Linked DNA regions of Homo sapiens: regions 1, 3 and 4 are each linked to region 2. A link is a contact called in ENCODE Hi-C or POLR2A ChIA-PET data. All regions are on one chromosome and are shown on one strand. The core of a region is the stretch at or near the end of the contact, and the rest is flanking DNA. Distances in the headings are between cores, read along the strand shown.

What was found. A loop is a pair of places that touch in the nucleus more often than their neighbours do. ChIA-PET counts read pairs that join two places held with the same protein, here RNA polymerase II (POLR2A). Pooled maps may share reads with other maps.
Region 1: a pooled map shows a loop between it and region 2 (2.0-fold over the local background). The contact joins two enhancer-like sites. A Hi-C loop is called at or near these places in 1 of 50 pooled maps. POLR2A ChIA-PET finds 5 or more read pairs at or near these places in 3 of 52 experiments (OCI-LY7, PC-9 and naive thymus-derived CD4-positive, alpha-beta T cell).
Region 3: a pooled map shows a loop between it and region 2 (2.3-fold over the local background). The contact joins two enhancer-like sites. A Hi-C loop is called at or near these places in 5 of 50 pooled maps. POLR2A ChIA-PET finds 5 or more read pairs at or near these places in 2 of 52 experiments (CD8-positive, alpha-beta T cell and HEK293).
Region 4: a loop to region 2 is called in a pooled map, with 3 times the contacts of the local background. The contact joins two enhancer-like sites. A Hi-C loop is called at or near these places in 1 of 37 single-sample maps with no recorded cell type and 5 of 50 pooled maps. POLR2A ChIA-PET finds 5 or more read pairs at or near these places in 2 of 52 experiments (OCI-LY7 and activated CD4-positive, alpha-beta T cell).

The regions. Positions count from the first base shown.
Region 1 is chr1:167,818,543-167,823,403 of GRCh38, forward strand. It overlaps ADCY10 (adenylate cyclase 10), which reads right to left. Exons shown (of 33, transcript NM_018417.6): 29 at 4,466-4,581; 30 at 3,482-3,599. Among named protein-coding and RNA genes, the nearest start is that of ADCY10, 93 kb to the right of the region's middle. RefSeq lists a silencer at 1,742-1,891. Within about 2 kb of position 1,514, at least 30 of the 41 ENCODE cell types and tissues checked have a DNase peak (open chromatin) inside an H3K27ac peak, as active enhancers do.
Region 2 is chr1:167,598,871-167,603,368 of GRCh38, forward strand. No RefSeq gene overlaps it. Among named protein-coding and RNA genes, the nearest start is that of RCSD1, 29 kb to the right of the region's middle. RefSeq lists an enhancer at 2,747-2,896. Within about 2 kb of position 2,706, at least 16 of the 41 ENCODE cell types and tissues checked have a DNase peak (open chromatin) inside an H3K27ac peak, as active enhancers do; they include OCI-LY7, where a contact is called at or near this core.
Region 3 is chr1:167,446,300-167,450,518 of GRCh38, forward strand. The region is part of intron 1 of CD247 (CD247 molecule); the gene reads right to left. Among named protein-coding and RNA genes, the nearest start is that of CD247, 70 kb to the right of the region's middle. Within about 2 kb of position 1,497, at least 12 of the 41 ENCODE cell types and tissues checked have a DNase peak (open chromatin) inside an H3K27ac peak, as active enhancers do.
Region 4 is chr1:167,750,567-167,754,746 of GRCh38, forward strand. The region is part of intron 1 of MPZL1 (myelin protein zero like 1); the gene reads left to right. Among named protein-coding and RNA genes, the nearest start is that of MPZL1, 31 kb to the left of the region's middle. RefSeq lists an enhancer at 2,516-2,635. Within about 2 kb of position 2,650, at least 10 of the 41 ENCODE cell types and tissues checked have a DNase peak (open chromatin) inside an H3K27ac peak, as active enhancers do; they include OCI-LY7, where a contact is called at or near this core.

The sequences.
Region 1 (4,861 bases), core at 264-2,763, 220 kb after region 2:
TTTTCTTTTTTTGAGACGAAGTCTTGCTCTTGTCCCCCAGTCTGGAGTGCAATGGCACAATCTTGGCTTACTGCAACCTCTGCCTCCTGGGTTCAAGTGATTCTCCTGCCTCAGCCTCCCGAGTAGCTGGGACTACAGGTGTGTACCACCACGCCCAGCTAATTTTTTGTATTTTAAGTAGATACGGGGTTTCACCATGTTGGCTAGGCTGGTCTCGAACTCCTGACCTCAGGTGATCCACCCGCCTTGGCCTCCCAAAGTGCTGGGATTACAGGCTGTGCCACCATGCCCGGCCACTTTGGCTTTTTAAATTAAAAAGTGAGGGAGATCAGACACTTGGAGCTGTGGATTCTGGGGCTTGAAGAAATTGTTCCAATACCAAAGAGAGATGATTTAGGCCAGTACTGCTCAAAATGTAGTCCACAGACTGGCATCATCAGTATCACCTGGATTCTCATTAATGCAGGTTCTCTGGTTCAGTCCAGGTCTACTGAATCAGACAGGCTCTGGGGGTGTGGCATCTCTGAGTTAACAAGCTCTCCAGGTGATTTTTTTTTTAACCCTTCAAAGTAATTAAAAATAAGACATTTATTCCAACAATTCTTACATTGCATGAAATACCTCTTTAATATTCTACCTGCATTTGGAACTACCTTCAGAGTATATGGTACAATCCTTTGAATATTTTCTGTGTAGAAAATCCGATTTTTTTTTTTTTTTTTTTTTAGATGGAGTTTCACCCTTGTTGACCAGGCTGGAGTACAATGGCACGATCTCAGCCCACTGCAACCTCTGCTTCCCTGGTTGAAGCAATTCTCCTGCCTCGCTGGGATTACAGGCGCCTGCCATCACGCCTGCCTAATTTTTTATATTTTTAGTAGAGACACGGTTTCACCATATTGGCCAGGCTGGTCTCGAACTCCTGACCTCAGGTGATCCACCCACCTCAGCCTCCCAAAGTGCTGCGATTACAGGCGTGAGCCACTGCTCCTGGCCTGCTTATGATTTTTTTATTTTTTATTTTTTTTTATTTTTTGAGACCCAAGTTTTGCTCTTGTTGCCCAGGCTGGAGTGCAATGGCGCGATCTTGGCTCACCGCAACCTTCGCCTCCTGGGTTCAAACAATTCTCCTGCCTCAGCCTCCCAGGTAGCTGGGTTTACAGGCATGCGCCACCATGCCTGGCTAATTTTTTTGTATTTTTAGTAGAGATGGGGTTTCTCCATGTTGGTCAGGCTGGTCTTGAACTCCCGACCTCAGGTGATCTGCCGGCCTCGGCCTCCCAAAGTGCTGGGATTACAGGTGTCAGCCACCGCGCCCGGCATGATTTTCTAATAGCCAAATATTTAAAGCCAAATCGGATCAACAGTAGGCAAAACATCTTCTCCAGGCCATCAACTTCATCTTCATCTGTGCTGTATTCTTCCATTGTTTTGCCACTAACAAAGTGGATGACTCTCCTTGGGACTTTCTTCTTTTTTCCTATGACTCCCAGTTCTACGTTTCAAAGCCTCTTTCGTTACTCATCCTTGAGATAAAATTTGGCTATGGTTGTCCTGACATCAACGTTTCCTTTTGGACCATGACTCAGCTTTTTGGATCCCTTAATTTCCTGCCCCGCAGATTCCCCGAATGCCGCGGCGGCCGCAGCTCCCGAGGCTGCGACGGCTTCTCCTCGTTCCACAGGGCCCACTGGGTCCTGGTCCATCGTCGTCGCCACCACAGGGCTGCTGGCGCCGCAGCGCCGGCCGCCTAGCCAAGTCTCTGGGAAGGGGACTAGCCGGCCTTGAGGGGCGGGGCCGGCCAGAGGGGCGGGGCCAGCCCGCGCCTCGCCTAGCCCGCCTGGCTCAGCACCCCGAGAGCTGGCCGACTGCCCTCCAGGTGATTTTTATGCCCACTAAAGTCTGAGCAGCATTGGCCTAGGACACAGCTGTTTAAAAAATTCTCCTGCTGAGATAGACAAGAAAAATAAATTTGGATGATTTCTGGACTTTAGATTCCTTAACCTTTAACTCACATTGGTAAGTTATTTGATTTTGAACTTTAATTGGCAAGAGTAATCAATTTTTGGATTTTAATTTCTCCTCATTAATTTTAATAATAAGAGGGGATTTCTTGCCAGGTGCAGTGGCTCATGCCTGTAATCCCAGCATTTGGGAAGGCTGAGGTAGACGGGACCTGAGCCCAGGAGTTGGAGACCAGCCTGGGCAACATCACGACATCCCATCTCTACAAAAGATTAAAATTAGCCAGGCGTGGTGGTATGTGCCTGCAACTCCAGCTACTCAGGAAGCTGAGGTGTTTGGGAGGATCACTTGAGCCTGGGAAGGCGAGGCTGCAGTGATCCGCGATCGCACCACGGGACTCCAACCTGGGTGACACAGCAAGACTGTCTCAGAAAGAAGGAAGGGGTGGATTTCTATTCCAATTTGGAGCTGTTCTAACTTGTAGCATTTTATATAGGAATGTCTTCATATTGTCATTTAGTCTCATCACAAACCTCTGATAGACCATACGGTTGCATATAATTAAGATAGGAAATAAAATAATAGGGGGCGATTTTCAGTCTTGGGGATAGTCATGGAAATAATTTAATGAATGTTCTGTTCTGACCCATTTTAGAACCTTAGCATTCATCTCCTTCCTTAAGGGTATGACCATAATAGCTACATGCTTAACTGAGTTAAAAACGTAGTAGGTTAAAGGAATTGAGCCTTAGGCTTAATGAGTTAATGGGGTGCGGGGAGAATGCTGCTTCCTCACTCCTGAAATTTCCTTCCATGTAAGGGGCCTCTATTTGGTGCAAAGCACCAGAACTCTTTCCCCGCTTTACTTGCCCTTTCAATGATAAGGAGAGATCTTGCTGGTGATTTGGGAGATGAATTGGGCAAGTATAACTCAGTCCGTGTCTCTCTCTATCTTGAGAGCCAGTGAAGCCAACAGGGAGTGTGATACTGATCTCTCTGCTACAAGAGGCCTGCCTCCATGTGAGTAGACCTACAGTTTTCCAGAACTGCCTGCTGCTGAATGGGTTAAGTCTAATTCCAGTGCTCAATATTACGAAGCCCGCTTTCGTGAAGATATAAGCCATGTCTTCCAACATTGGCTTTGTCAATCCATGTGATTAGATATGGGCAGGTGCCGGGTGGGCAAGTGGTGCTATTCATTAGTCTTCCTCAAACCCCAGCACCCCTCTGAAGAAAGCAATCTTTTCTTATTTATCCCTGTATCACCACAACATGATATGTTTGCGATAAATGTTTATTGCATGGATGTAATTGAGATAAATTTACTTTTCTGTCCTTGGCCAAGGGGGATGAACTAGTTGATCCCTAACATGTCTCTCTGTGTAAATATCCTCTGACACCCTTAAGCTGTCTCAGGTATAAATTATGAATACTTTCTAAAAGATTTTTCAAGAACTCTTCCTTGGGATTCAACATTTTCACTTTGGGAATTTAGTGATATGCCACACATTGTTACCAGATAGCTACAGAGGAATAAAGTCCCAGGAGGAGTCCACTGTGGAACTTGAGGATTCTGTTGTTTTCGTATTGGTGTATGAATTCCAAACATTCTTCAAATGTTCTATAAACAAAACCTAAGAGAGAGAGGAATGGGTGAGAGTTATTAGTAGGTGTGGGTGATCATCTTTCTAGCCTAGTCACTCTCAGTTGAATTTCCCACTGCAGGGAGAGTTGCCTCTGATTATTGTATGAATCCAGAGGGTCCCGTGGATTGCAACAACCTCATGACTGGATTGCCCTGTGTTTGCTGAGTCCTACCTATTGGGGAGTGTTATGGATATATACTACAGTTCCACAGTACCGACCAGGCAGGTGTGGGGTTTAAACTAATCCTTCCTGGCCTTAGTGCAGCCTAGGACTTCTCTGTCTCTCCACACATGCTTCCTTTGTTGATGGCAATGTCTGCATCCCCTTTCAAGATCACATGTGGGGAAAACAATTCAGGTTGGTTCCTGTGGTTTAGTGTGTACACTTCAAGTGACCTACTTGGTGTCACTTGAAGGTTATCAGGAAGTAACTTATTTTCCAAATCACCAATAGCTACCAGCCTGGAACTCTCACCTCAAGCAATCTAGTCCTTCATTCTAAAGCGTGAAGTCTCTAAGTACATCCTGCTAAAAGTTAAAAACCCCTGGTAAAAGGCACATAGTAAGACAGTCAGCCACTATCACTTAGGTGCAAATTGATCTGACAGTTTAACTGGCAGCTCATATCCATCAGGTTCCTTCAGACTTAATTCTCCTTCTTGCCGTGCCTTTACAATCTCGGCACCTGCTAGACAGTGCTTCAGCTCACACAACCAGCCTCTCTCCATCCCTGCCCTGTAAGTCCACCAGCCAGAAACCTAGTGGTCCCAAAGCCCCAACCTGAGAGCTGCCACACCACACCAGCACAGGTATCAACACCCCCAAGTTCTTTTACATCCCAAACCCACACTTACCAGAATAAAGCAGGATGTCCAAGCAGACAAAATAGAAAAATGCCTTGCTGAAGATGTGTTCCTGTGTTACAGAAAGCTCCCACAGCCGCCCCAGCACCTGGATCAATTGCGGGTATCTATGGAAAAGAAAAGGTAGTGGCCATTAAAAAGTGGTGGATATTGTAATCCCAGCACTTTGGGAGGCTGAGGTGGGTGGATCACGAGGTCAGGAGTTCGAGACCAGCCTGGCCAACATGGTGAAACCCCATCTCCACTAAAAATACAAAAATTAGCTGGGCATGGTGGCGGGCGCCTGTAATCCCAGCTACTTGGGAGGCTGAGGCAGGAGAATCGCTTGAAACCAGAAGGCGGAGGTTGTGGTGAGCCAATAACGCACCACTGCACTCCAGCCTGGGC
Region 2 (4,498 bases), core at 1,456-3,955:
TTTTCATATTGCTATCAGTATTTTGGGCAAAGCCATTCAACAAGTCTCCAGGAAGTTTCAAGCCTTCCCACATTTTCCTGGCTTCTTCTGAGCCCTCCAAACTGTTTCAACCTCTGCCTGTTACCCAGTTCCAAAGTTGCTTCCACATTTTCCACATTTGCTGAGTATCTTTTCAGCAACGCCCCACTCTACTGGTACCAATTTACTGTATTAGTCCATTTTCATGCTGCTGATGAAGACATACCCAAAACTAGGAAGAAAAAGAGGTTTAATGGATTTACAGTTCCACATGGCTGGGGAGGCCTCAGAATCATGGCAGAGGGCAAAAGTCGCCTTTTACATGGCGGCAGCAAGAGAGAAGAAGAAGAAGCAAAAGCAGAAACCCCTAATAAACCCATCAGATCTTGTGAAACTTATTCACTATCACGAGAATAGCATGAGAAAGACCAGCCCCCATGATTCAATTACCTCCTCCTGGTTCCCTCCCACAACATGTAGGAATTCTGGGAGATAGAATTCAAGTTGAGATTTGGGTGGGGACACAGCCAAACCGTATCAATGCCCAAGTCCCTTATATAAAATGGCATCGGCCGGGCACGGTGGCTCACGCCTGTAATCCCAGCACTTTGGGAGGCCGAGACGGGCGGATCACGAGGTCAGGAGATCGAGACCATCCTGGCTAACACGGTGAAACCCCGTCTCTACTAAAAATACAAAAATTAGCCGGGCATGGTGGCGTGTGCCTGTAGTCCCAGCTACACGGGAGGCTGAGGCAGGAGAATGGCGTGAACCCGGGAGGCGGAGCTTGCAGTGAGTCGAGATCGCGCCACTGCACTCCAGCCTGTGCGACAGAGCGAAACTCCGTCTCAAAAAAAAAAAAAAAAAAAAATGGCATCGTATTTGCATATAATGTACACATATCCTCCCAAATACTTTAAATCACATCTGGACTACCTAATGCAATGCTTACACATCACTTCATTTGCCTGGATTCAATGTAGTACTCAGTGCATGCAAATTCAAGTTTTGCTTTTTGAAACTTTGTGGAATTTTTTTCTCACACAATTTTGATCCGCAGTTGGTTGAATCCACAGATGCACAATTCATAGAATACCAACTATTCCAAGATTACTTCCCTTTAGTTTCTCCTGCAGGTCCTGGTACTTAGTAATTTGCCTCTGGGTGGAGTTCTGCAGATTTAGCAATTTTTCATCATTTCTTCCCAGCATGCTTCAAAGACATAGAAAGCAAAAGCGAAAACAAACAAAAGAAGCAAAAACAAAAGTGTTTCATAGTTTTAAGATTGTTTAAAATGTGCCTTTCTCCAGAGTTCAAAGGTGCGTTGTGCTCCTGACACATGAGGGCACTATTTCTGTAGTTTGTAATATTCATGGTACAGAAAGAATATTCATGTGGGAAGCTAGGTCTGCAGAACCGTGGCTAGGAACATGCAGAGAAAAATGGTTTGCTATGTGTTCTAGGCTCGCCAGGTTTTCCAAGTGTGACATGTCCTAATGTACCCTATGAACAATGCCAGGACTCTCGGGGCTGCAACCTGGCCTTCTGACCACAGGGTTGCTAGCTGGAACTTCCTTGAAATGAGGATGACCTCATCTCATTTAGCTCTGCAGGGATAGAACTAGTGTATTAAAACACCAGCTTTGGAGACTGACTGAGAATGAAAGATGAATGACCTAGAGCAAGCTGCTTAACCTTTTCTTGCTCTAATGATGGAGGTATTGCTGAGCACAGTGGCTCACGCCTGTAATCCCAGCACTTTGAGAGGCCAAGGTGGGCAGACTGCTTGAGCTCAGGAGTTGAGACCAACCTGGGTAACATGGTGAAACACCATCTCTACAAAAAAATATAAAAATTAGCTGGGCATGGTGGCACATACCTGTACTCCCAGCTACTTGGGAGGCTGAGACGGGAGGGTCAACTGAGCCTGGGAGGTCAAGGCTGCAGTGAGCTATGACTGCATTACTGTACTCTAGTCTGGGTGACAGAGTAAAGCCCTGTCTCAAAAAAGAAAAGTAAATAAATAAAAATGGAGGTATTGCCTCACAGATCTGTGAGGAAGATTAAGTGGGGGTAATCTATCTAAAGCGCCTGACACTTAGTTGGAACTCAATAAGGAGACACTAATAGTGTTTGTTACTTAGCAGTGCTGATGTATAGTGATGCTCAGGACAAGTTTAAGCAAGCGAATGAATGAATAGGATGTGTAGAATCACACAGATTTTACCAAACTGAAGAAAACTAACACTTTCGAGCTTTTTTAGTGTTGAATCACTTCAGGGCAAAGTGATCAGCCAGTGTGCGGTAAGCCCTCTAAACTTCTGTTAGCCTTCTTGATTCCTTAACTGAACCGGTGAGAATGCTGAGGTCAGAGGAAAAAAGTGATGTGCCCCAGGCTTCAGAGCTGTTTAGGGGATCGGGATGAGACCCAAGGTCTCCTGAGGCCTAGCACAAAGCTTAACCCATAGGGACCTGCCTGGCTGGGCTGGGAGTTGAGGGGTTAACAGACTGATCCTAGAAAACAAATAGGCTTTTGGCTTGGTTTACCTGTGCTTGCTAGGCATATTGTTACCCAGCAGTGACCCCGTCTGAGTGTGGAAAGAGCTGAACCACAAGAGCATCCCAGCTTGCCCCAGGGCAGCCACCCAGGGTTGACCTCTAATCTGAAGACATCTTTGGGGAGAGCTCTCACACACTTCCCCAAATATACTTCTATGTGCTTCTGTGTGTGTCACAAGAGGCCTTGGGTCACCTCCTTCCTTTGCGCAATGAGATCAAAAGAGCAGTTTCTGCTTCTGCTGTTGCTTCTTTCCTGTTACCACTTTCTTGGACTTTTCGGGGACTGTTGAATTCTTAGGACACAGCCCTGCTCTGGCCCTGGTGGGCTTCCTCTATTAGAAGGCTCCCCAGGGCTTCCTGACTGGAGCAGATGGCCCTCCCTTTCCCGGGTGAAACAGGCTGACCTGGGCAGGCCGGCCCCTCTGCCTTTGATCTGCAGGTGGGAGGCAATAAAAGGCACTTTCCACGTGCCTGCTATAACCATATTTTCCAAATTCAAAAGCAGGACTCAGGAGTCTCTCTGAGCCTACTCTGGTTTGAGAGGCTGCCTGTAAAAATAAATAAATTAAATAACTAAGAGCAGGACTTTACCCACCCCATACATATGTCCTTCTAAGGACTTTGAGACAAAAGATGGGAAATTGGACCATGCCAGGAAACCCAGGATGGCTGGCTGCCATACACAGGCCTCATGGAAAATTCTCTCCTCTGGGGGATGTCTGCCGGAAGTGCCATCTGCTTTTGCCACAGATTCATGGCTGTGAGTGTGGCTCAGGCAATAACCACAGTAGACCCTTGGTTAACTCCTGCTGTGGTTCCGCCAGGAAGCCTGGCATGAACAGTTGTGTCCAGGAAATCTTTTCCCTGATTTCACTAGCTTGTTTTATCTGCCTGACAACCTTACTCCCAGGAAGGCTTTGCAAGGCACTTTCACCTTCAGCTCTTGGAATGAATAAATACAGCTATGATTTTTTAAAAAATATCAGTCCAACAATTTCGGTATGTCCAATAAATATCATAATGACCTGTTTCACGTATCAGGAACTGTGCTGTGCACTGTCAGAGATAAAATGGTGAAAAATGCCATTCTCTTTAATCCTTTTGAGGCCCTGCTGGCATGAAATCGTGTTAGTGCTCAAGGGAAGGTACAATGGCTGAACACATAGTTTCCACCTTTTCACACTCAACTACAGTACAGATTAATCACGGTGTCATAGGAGGGAGCCAGACTTGGCATCAGATCCTGGATTCAAATCTTGCCACCTTCACTTGATGACTGTCTGGTACTGAACAAGGTACTCTTTCAACCTCTTACTCCTCATCTACCAAGAAGGAGGTCATAATTCCTCCTGGCAGTGAGGTTGGGTGAGGAATAAATGCTGGCACATTGTTTATGAGCCTAAGGCATAATAGATGCTGAGAAAAGGTTTATTTCCTTCTTTCCTTAAGGAGCTTAGAGGCTAATAGATAACAACTGGTCCTGCTGTAACTAACACACACTGCTGACTGTCATACAATCTCAACTAGGGGTGTGAAAGCATGCCGAGGTGGCCTTTTGAGGTTTGTTGCATATGCTTGGGGAAAAACGCTCAGATTAGCATTGCCGGGGGCCGTTTCCTGGGCTCCTTCCTGCAGGGCCTGTTTCGGGGCCCTCCACCCAAATCCACTCCGGGAGGAGTAAGTTTCGGGGCCTTTATTACCCACTTGTGATTAGGGATCAGAAGTGGCCAGTCGGGGTGGGTTGGCAGTGACTTGCACCCAAGGGAAGGATGGGAGCCCACAAGAGTGGCAGGGCTCTGGGGAGAGAGGCAGGCTAACCAGTAGAAGTGAATAGGATGTGCTAAAGTATTCCCTTGAGAGTGGAAATACCATACAGAAGACTTGGATATGTGGTTTTCACCCTAAACCAAGCTGAGGAACC
Region 3 (4,219 bases), core at 247-2,746, 150 kb before region 2:
ATTTGCACCTTTCCCTCCTCACCCGCACATCACAGGCTTAGAGAAGAGCAAAGAACATAATAAGTCTTTGAGTCAGAAAGACTCTAAGACTCAAATGTGGAATCTGCCCCATTATTGGCTTGTTTTGGAACAGTTTTCTTAACCTCTCTGAGCGTCAATTCTCCTATCTGCAGAAGGGCTTTGACAAGACCGATTTCACGGGTGCAGAGAAATGAGGTAAAGTTTGTGGGGTGCCCTGCACAGTGGCGCATGCTAAGAGGCTCTGCAGGTACAAGGAGTGACAGCAGGGGATGGCCCTCTGACCTCCCACACCATCATGCCACGGTTGGGGACAGAACCTGGCCAGGTTTCCCAGCCCAGGATGGGGATACCCACTCTTCAGGGGTGTTTGAAGATAAAAACAGATAATGGGGGCCAGGCGCGGTGGCTCACGCCTATAATCCCAGCACTTTGGGAGGCCGAGGCGGGCGGATCATGAGGTCAGGAGATCGAGACCATCCTGGCTAACATGGTGAAACCCCGTCTCTACTAAAAAATACAAAAAAATTAGCCGGGCGTGGTGGCAGGCACCTGTGGTCCCAGCTGCTCAGGAGGCTGAGGCAGGAGAATGGTGTGAACCCAGGAGGTGGAGCTTGCAGTAAGCGGAGATTACGCCACTACACTCCAGCCTGGACAACAGAGTGGGACTCCGTCTCAAAAAAAATAAAAAGAGATAATGGGTGTGTACAAAGTGCCTGGCACACAGTGGGAGCTCAGTAGTGTGTAGACTTTCTGAGAACTCCTCACTTCACAAAATGATAATGATGTAACACATGCATGAAGCATACAGTTTAGAGAGCTCTTTGCACTTGCATGATCTGGCTTAATCCTCAGAACAACCTTGCACAATACGGGCAGAATTATTACCAATTCTATTTTGCAGATAATGACGTTGCAGCTCCAATAGGTCACATGGCTAGAGATTTTCTGAGTGCATCTGATGCAAAGTCCCTTCTCAATCTACCTTATCCCAGTGCCTCTGGGGTTCCTGTCATATAGAGAGCTTCCCACCTCTTTCAGGAGTTTCTTCTTTGGTAGGCACTTCTGGCCTCTGCTTGAATATCTCTGGTGACAGGAAGCTCAGCACCCAGCAATCACTGGTGGAGAGCTCTAATTTTCAGAGTTAAAAAAAAAACTTTGAACCTAGTTCTGCCTTCAGAAGCACAAATCACACAGATCCTCCAATTTCTATAGGGCAGCCTTTCAAACCTCACCCCCGTCCAGCTTGTTTCCACTTTGATAGGAAGCACGGCAGGTAAGAATGAATCCTACGAAGGCGACAACTGCAATCCAAGTCCTGGTGTTGCTACTGTGTAATCACTGAGTAATCACAGCGACCTCCCAGGGTGTGTGACACTCAAATGGGAAGGGCTTGGTACCTGGTAAGCGCTCAGTTTGTAGGCACTGATGGAATCAATATGAATCACAGTAGCTCATGATCCAGGTAGGAGTGGCCAGCTTTCTACTCGCCAACCTTCCTTCCTTTGAGTCCCCAACTTTGAGCCCTGAGTCCTGCTGCTGCCAGCTCCACCCCCAGGCTCAGGCACAACTGGTGATGACATTGCAGGGTAAAAACTTAGAAAACAGGAAGTCACTGTTCTTAGGAAGGCAGTGGCAGCAGCTATGGGTGGGGGGGTGGGGGCGGTGTCTGTGTTGGGCAGGGTGCTGGGTGTGATGCCGACCCATTGACCACAGCATCCAGGCACCCAGACCATCCCCCTCAGTGGGTTGCTCCCTTTCATCGAATAACTAACTTTCACTGCAGCAGAAAAGATATAGGCTAGACACACAGAGTAATAGTTATAACCACTGGTTGAAGATTTGTTCTGGGCCAGGAACCACACGTGTGAGTTTTCTCATTCAGTCTTCACAGTGACTCTGATTTCACAGCTAGGGAAACTGAGGCTCAGAGAAGTTAATAACATGCCTAATGTCTACAGCCAGGGTTGAATCCAGGCACATCTGGATCCACAGTCCAGGTCTTAACCACCACTTGGTACTGACCTTCAAAGACTTGCTGATCCTCAGAGGTGGTGAGAGGGGTCCTCACCAGGCTGTGGAGTCCCTTCTCCCAGGATCGAACCATTATAGCAGGTCATATTCTTGACTCTACAATTAGCTTTCTTTCATTGAGGGCTGAGAGGCCGGCCTGGGGGGTTGACAGATACAGAAGGCCTGCTACCAAATGTGAGGCCAGGACTCACACTGCCCAGTGCTTATAGCAATGACCCACTGGAGATACCTCAATCACCCTGAACTGCAGAACGACTCCAGCTAATTTACTGGCAACATATAATGTTTTACTACTCTCTTTAATTTGCTACCAGCCTGGCCAACAGGGTGAAACCACATCTCTACTAAAAATACAAAAAATTAGCTAGGTGTGGTGGCGGGCGCCTGTAATACCAGCTACTCAAGACGCTGAGGCAAAAGAATCGCTTGAACCCAGGAGGTGGAGGTTGCAGTGAGTTGAGATAGCACCACTGCACTCCAGCCTGGGCCATAGAGTGAGACTCTGTCTAAAAAAATAAATAAACAAAAATTTTTTTAAAAAGTACCACAGCCTCCTTAATTCTCTCCTCAGTGTCAGATTTCAAATATTCATGTTTCATTGTAAAATTGGATCATTTGTTCAAAACTACCTACAAATTATGTATTCCCATAGATAAGGGTTCCAAGGGAAGAGGGAAGAACAGGGCTGTATGATTTCTTAGGGGTAGCGCTTTATGAGCAAATGTTTCTCTTCTTGTATTTTTATTTCCATTAAAGTTGTTATGTTTTGAGCGATACTTTGTGATCATTTTTCTTTTCTTTTTTTTTTTTTTTTTTTTTGAGACAGAGTCTCGCTTTGTTGCCCAGGCTGGAGTGCAGTGGCATGATCTTGGCTGACTGCAACCTCCGCCTCCCAGGTTCAAGCGATTCTCCTGCCTCAGCCTCCCAGGCAGCCATGATTACAGGCACCTGCCACCACACCTGGCTAATTTTTTGTATTTTTAGCAGAGACGGGGTTTCACCATGTTGGCCAGGCTGTTCTCAAACTCCTGACCTCAGGTAATCCACCCGCCTCAGCCTCCCAAAGTGCTGGGATTACAGGTGTGAGCCACCGAGCCCAGCCTTTGTGATCATTTTTCTTTTCATTTTCAAGTAAATCAACTTAATATAAAAGTGCAGAAAAGTAGGAAAAAATCAGAATTGCCCATAATACCACTTTCAAACACAGCCATTATTAATATGATGGCAGATGGCTGACCAAAGTCTTTGTTATTTATAAACTGTAATCATTTTACATAACAACTTTCCACGGGCAGGTGCAGTGGCTCACGCCTGTAATCCCAGTACGTTGGGAGGCCGAGGTGGGCAGATCGCCTGAGGTCAGGAGTTTGAGACCAGCCTGGCCAACATGGTGAAACCCTCTCTCTACTAAAAGTATGAAAATTAGCCGGGCATGGTGGCACGTGCCTATAATCCCAGCTACTTGGGAGGCTGAGGCAGGAGAATCACTTGAACTTGGGACGTGGAGGCTGCAGTGAGCCAAGATTGCGTCATTGCATGTCAGCCTGGGTGACAAAGTGAGACTCTGTCTCAAAAAAAAAAAAATTTCCTGAAGAATTGTTTTTTTCATTTAGTATTATGTTATAATCTAAGACTTCATGTTATTTCATATATTCATATTTCATGTTACTTTGTCATTTTACTATTAATAAATATCCTTTTTAAAGGTTGCCTAATAAGCTTTCCACTATCTACATAACCATTCCCCATTGGTGCTCATTTGTTTCCAATTTTTCACCATTATAAATAATTCTAAGATGAACAGCTTCATTCCTAAAGCTTTTTACAGGATTGGAATTCCATCAATAATAGCTTGAAAAATGGGCCAGGTGCGGTGGCTCAGGCCTGTAATCCCAACACTTGGCGAGGCCAAGCTAGCAGGACTGCTTGAGCCCAGGAGTTAGAGACCAGCCTGGGCAACATGGCAAGACCCTCCCTCTACAAAAAATAAAAAATTAGCTGGGCATGATGGTGCATGCCTTAGTCACAGCTACTCAGGAGGCTGAGGTGCGAGGATCACTTGAGCCCAGGAGGTCAAAACTGCAGTGAGCCCTGACCGTGTCACTGCACTCCAGCCTGGTTGACAGAGTGAGACCCTGTCTCAAAAAAAAATAAGTGAATAAATAAT
Region 4 (4,180 bases), core at 1,400-3,899, 150 kb after region 2:
CCCTCCCACCTTGTATATGTGTTTCTGTACCACATGGAAGCAGTAAAAATGCCGTTCCTTTATTTATAAATAATTTAACATGTATTTCCTGAAGACTAAGGACATCATGTTATATAACCACAGTGTAATTATCAAAATTAGGAAATGAATATTGAAACAGTAACAGTACTGTTATCTAATATATAGAGTTTATTTGGATGATGCCCGTTGATCCAATAATGTCCATTAGAGCAGAAGAAAATCCAGAATCATGTGATTCACTTAGCCATCATGTCTCTTTCATCACCTTTAGTCTGCAGCATTTCCTGAGTCATTTTCTTTAAAGTTTTACATTAATATTTTTAATGTATATTATATAAGCCAGTTACATAGTAGATTGCCCCTCATTCAAGTGTGTCTGATGATTTAGGCTATCCATATTTGGCAGGAACACCACGGAAGTAATGTTCTGTTCTTCTCAGTACCTGATCTAAGGAGAAAGGTGCTGCTTATTTGTTCCACTGCTGGTGATGTTGACTTTGATCCTTGGTTAAGGTGTTGTCTGCCATGTTTCTCCACTCTAAAGTAACTATTTTTTTCCCCTTTGTAATTAATAACTATCTTATGGGTAATTCTTTGAAACTAGGCAACTATCATGTTTCTCCTTAAACTTTCACTCACCATATTATCTTTTTATGAAGACAGAAGGAAAATAATACATTTTAGTAAGAGTCCCATCAAAATGGTTGTGATGTTTAAAAAAATAACTTCAAGGAACATGGAGTAGTCATTTGACAGATATAATCATGTAGAATTACTTACTATCAGAAATTAAATGTATGCGCCGGGCGCGGTGGCTCACGTCTGTAATCCCAGCACTTTGGGAGGCTGAGGTGGGCGGATCACTTGAGGTCAGGAGTTCGAGACCATCCTGGCCAACATGGTGAAACCCCATCTCTACTAAAGATACAAAAAATTAGCCGGGCGTGGTGGCTCGCGCCTGTAATCCCAGCTACTCAGGAGGCTGAGGCAGGAGAATCGCTTGAACCTAGGAGGCAGAGGTTGCAGTGAGCCGAGATGGCACCATTGCACTCCAGCCTGGGCGACAGGACGAGACTCCATCTCAAAAAAAAAAAAAAAAGAAAAGAAATTAAATGTATGCAATACTTAGTTTTTAAAAATATCCCTCACATATCTAAAGTCAATTTGCAGGTTTATACATGTAAAAATAATTTCATTTGTTAGTAGTATTGTTTTTGAAAGATTTAGAGATGAGTCACTCATGGAAATTTTTCTATTTTTCCAGTATTGGAGGCAGAATGAAACTAACAAAAATCCTTTGGGGAAAAAATTATTCCAATAAATTTTCCAGTAATTATTCCAAATGTCTCTTCTTTTCCTCCCTTTTTTGTGTATCTTTACAACTCAACCAAAAAGTCCACTGTTACTATATCAAGCCTGCTTAAGAATCCTCCGTGATGCCCACTTCCTACAGGATCAAGTTCCAGCTCATCTGAATTCAGACTACCTTTTCATCTTAAAACTTTTCCTCTATTCCAGCCAAATTCATCTTCATAATTCATCTTTAAACATCATCTCATGTTTTTCTGTCTCTGCAAAATGCCCTTTCAATCTATTTTGAGTCTTCTCAGTATACCAGATAAAATTCAAGTGCATCTTTCATAAAATATTCCCTGACCTCTTCATTTTTCAAATTTTGACTTTAATTAGCTACATATAGTCTATTTGCTACTTCAGGGGGATGGTTTAGTAGGAACTTACCTTAGGGAAGATAAGGTGGCATAAATAACAATAAGATACAGACCAGGCAGTGCTGACTCCCTGCTTGGAGGGCCATTTTCCCATGCCCTGCACTGTGCCATACCCTGCACACTGTAGGACACAAAGTTTGTTGTACACATTCTTGTGTATATTTCCATGTACAGTATCTAATGAGACTCATCCCACTCAGAACTTAGGACTTATTATATATTCAATAAATGAATTGTTCAGTTGATACTGTCTTTTAAAAATTCTGATAAAGCCAGCATCTCAATAGGAAGCAGGGGCAGATGTTTCCATTCCTCCCTCATATTTTACTTTCTGTTCAAGGGTGAGTGTTTACACTTTGAACTCTTTCTGGCAGTGATGAATCAGTGCTGATTAATCAATACTCTTTTGCCAGATTTTTCTAGGAGCCAGAGAGAGCTTGACTGGGGTCAGGCATCCATTTAAGGGCAGGTTGGTTTCCTTATTTTAGGAAAAAAAATAGTGCTTATATGTTTCATTAATCATAACTTCACTTTACAGGAATCCAAAAAATTTAGTGTTATCTGTTCACTCCTTTTGAAGTGTTCTTTGAGAGCTCTCTGACCACCAGGAAGTGTAGTAGGTGCTAGGCACACTGAAGCCAAGTAAGGTGTAGTTCCATGGCTCAAGGAGTTGTGAGTCTAACAGGGGAGCTGAAGTTAATTGCAAGGGAGATTGTGCTTTTCACTGAAAGGTGTGTCTTCGGTAGACTACAGCCATAGAGTCGTGTGAGAATTACTGAAGAGTGTGGCAGAAGAAAAGGTGGTAAGATCAGGGAGGGCTTTACCAAAGTCACGTTCAGGTGGAGTCTTGAAATTCTGTAAGCTTTCAGAGGTGGGCCTTGTTCCAAGCTGTGTGAGTATAGCCCTGAGGTAAGCTGGCTGCGTGGCATGTTGAAGGAAGTGAGAGCAAGCTGATACCAGCTCGCCACCAACAGCCTTTGCCAAATGTAAAGCAGGAAAAGGAGGGTTACTTTGAAAAGCCTAGTGTGCCATGCTGAGAATGATGGACTTTATGAAGCAATGGAGGAGCTTTTAAATGTGTTTTCAATAAGAAATTGTCATGGACAAATCAGCATTGAATTCAGATCTCATTAAAAACGTGTCCAAAGGATAACTCGACAGTAAACATATCTCGAAAGTACCCATGGCTGTAAAAAAGGCGAAGTATTTCTTTCTCCATTTAATTTACCCTCCCCTGGGTGATTGGTTTGTGGTTAGGCCGTTTGTCCAGCTGCAGCAGACTGGTTTTACACCCTGAAGTAAACTTGAATTTCTTTTTTTTTTTTTGAGACGGAGTCTCGCTCTGTCACCCAGGCTGGATGGAGTGCAGCGGTGCGATCTCGGCTCACTGCAACCTCCGCCTCCCAGGTTTAAGCGATTCTCCTACCTCAGTCTCCCAGGTAGCTGGGATTACAGGTGCCCGCCATCACGCCGGGCTAATTTTCGTATTTTTAGTAGAGATGGGATTTCACCATGTTGGCCAGGTTGGTCTCGAACTCCTGACCTCAGGTGATCCACCTGCCTCAGCTTCCCAAAGTGTTGGGATTACAGGTGTGAGCCACTGCGCCTGGCCTTTGAATTTCTTAAAACCAAGCAGAACAGTGATTTTCAAGCTCTCTTCATTAGATTCTAGCAGCTGGAGTTTATTTATTTATTTATTTGAGACAGTCTCACTCTGTTGCCCAGGCTGGAGTGCAGTGGCGTGATCTCCGTTCGCTGCAACCTCTGCCTCCTGGGCTCAAGCAATCCTCCCCGCTCAGCCTCCCAAGTAGCTGAGATTACAGGTGTGCGCCATGAGGCTCAGCTAATTTTTTTTATTTTTGGTAGAGATGGGGTTTCACCATGTTGCCCAGGCTGGTCTTGAACTCCTGAGCTCAAGCGATCCACCCACCTCAGCCTCCCAAAGTGCTGGGATTATAGGCGTGAGCCACTGCACCTGGCACAGCTGCATTTTAGAGCTTCCAAATGCTTAGTGCGTATTTCATTTGTTTCCAAAGTACATTTTAAACCATTAAAATCACAATAAAAAATAGCACACACACTTGTGGGTGGTTATATGAATAATTCGTGGACTTTGGACACCAATGTCCTGTTAACTCAGGCTGCCAGTGCAGTCTTCAGAATAAAGTAGATTTTTGTAATTTCTCTGCCGACATGTAAACTTATACAAGTGTGTTATTGATTAAGAAGCTGAGTAGAGCACTGCCCTGGTATTTTGAAAAGTTCAGGTTCATGCATGTGCACTAATAATGTATTTTACAAGTGAACATACCTATACCTACAGTCAATCAAATGCCAGGCAAGGTGTGGCTCGTCTGCTTCAGGCATGGTCTTATTGTATAATAGCATCGTAAGTGAAGTCCCAACATCTCATTTGTATGCTGGGTAGT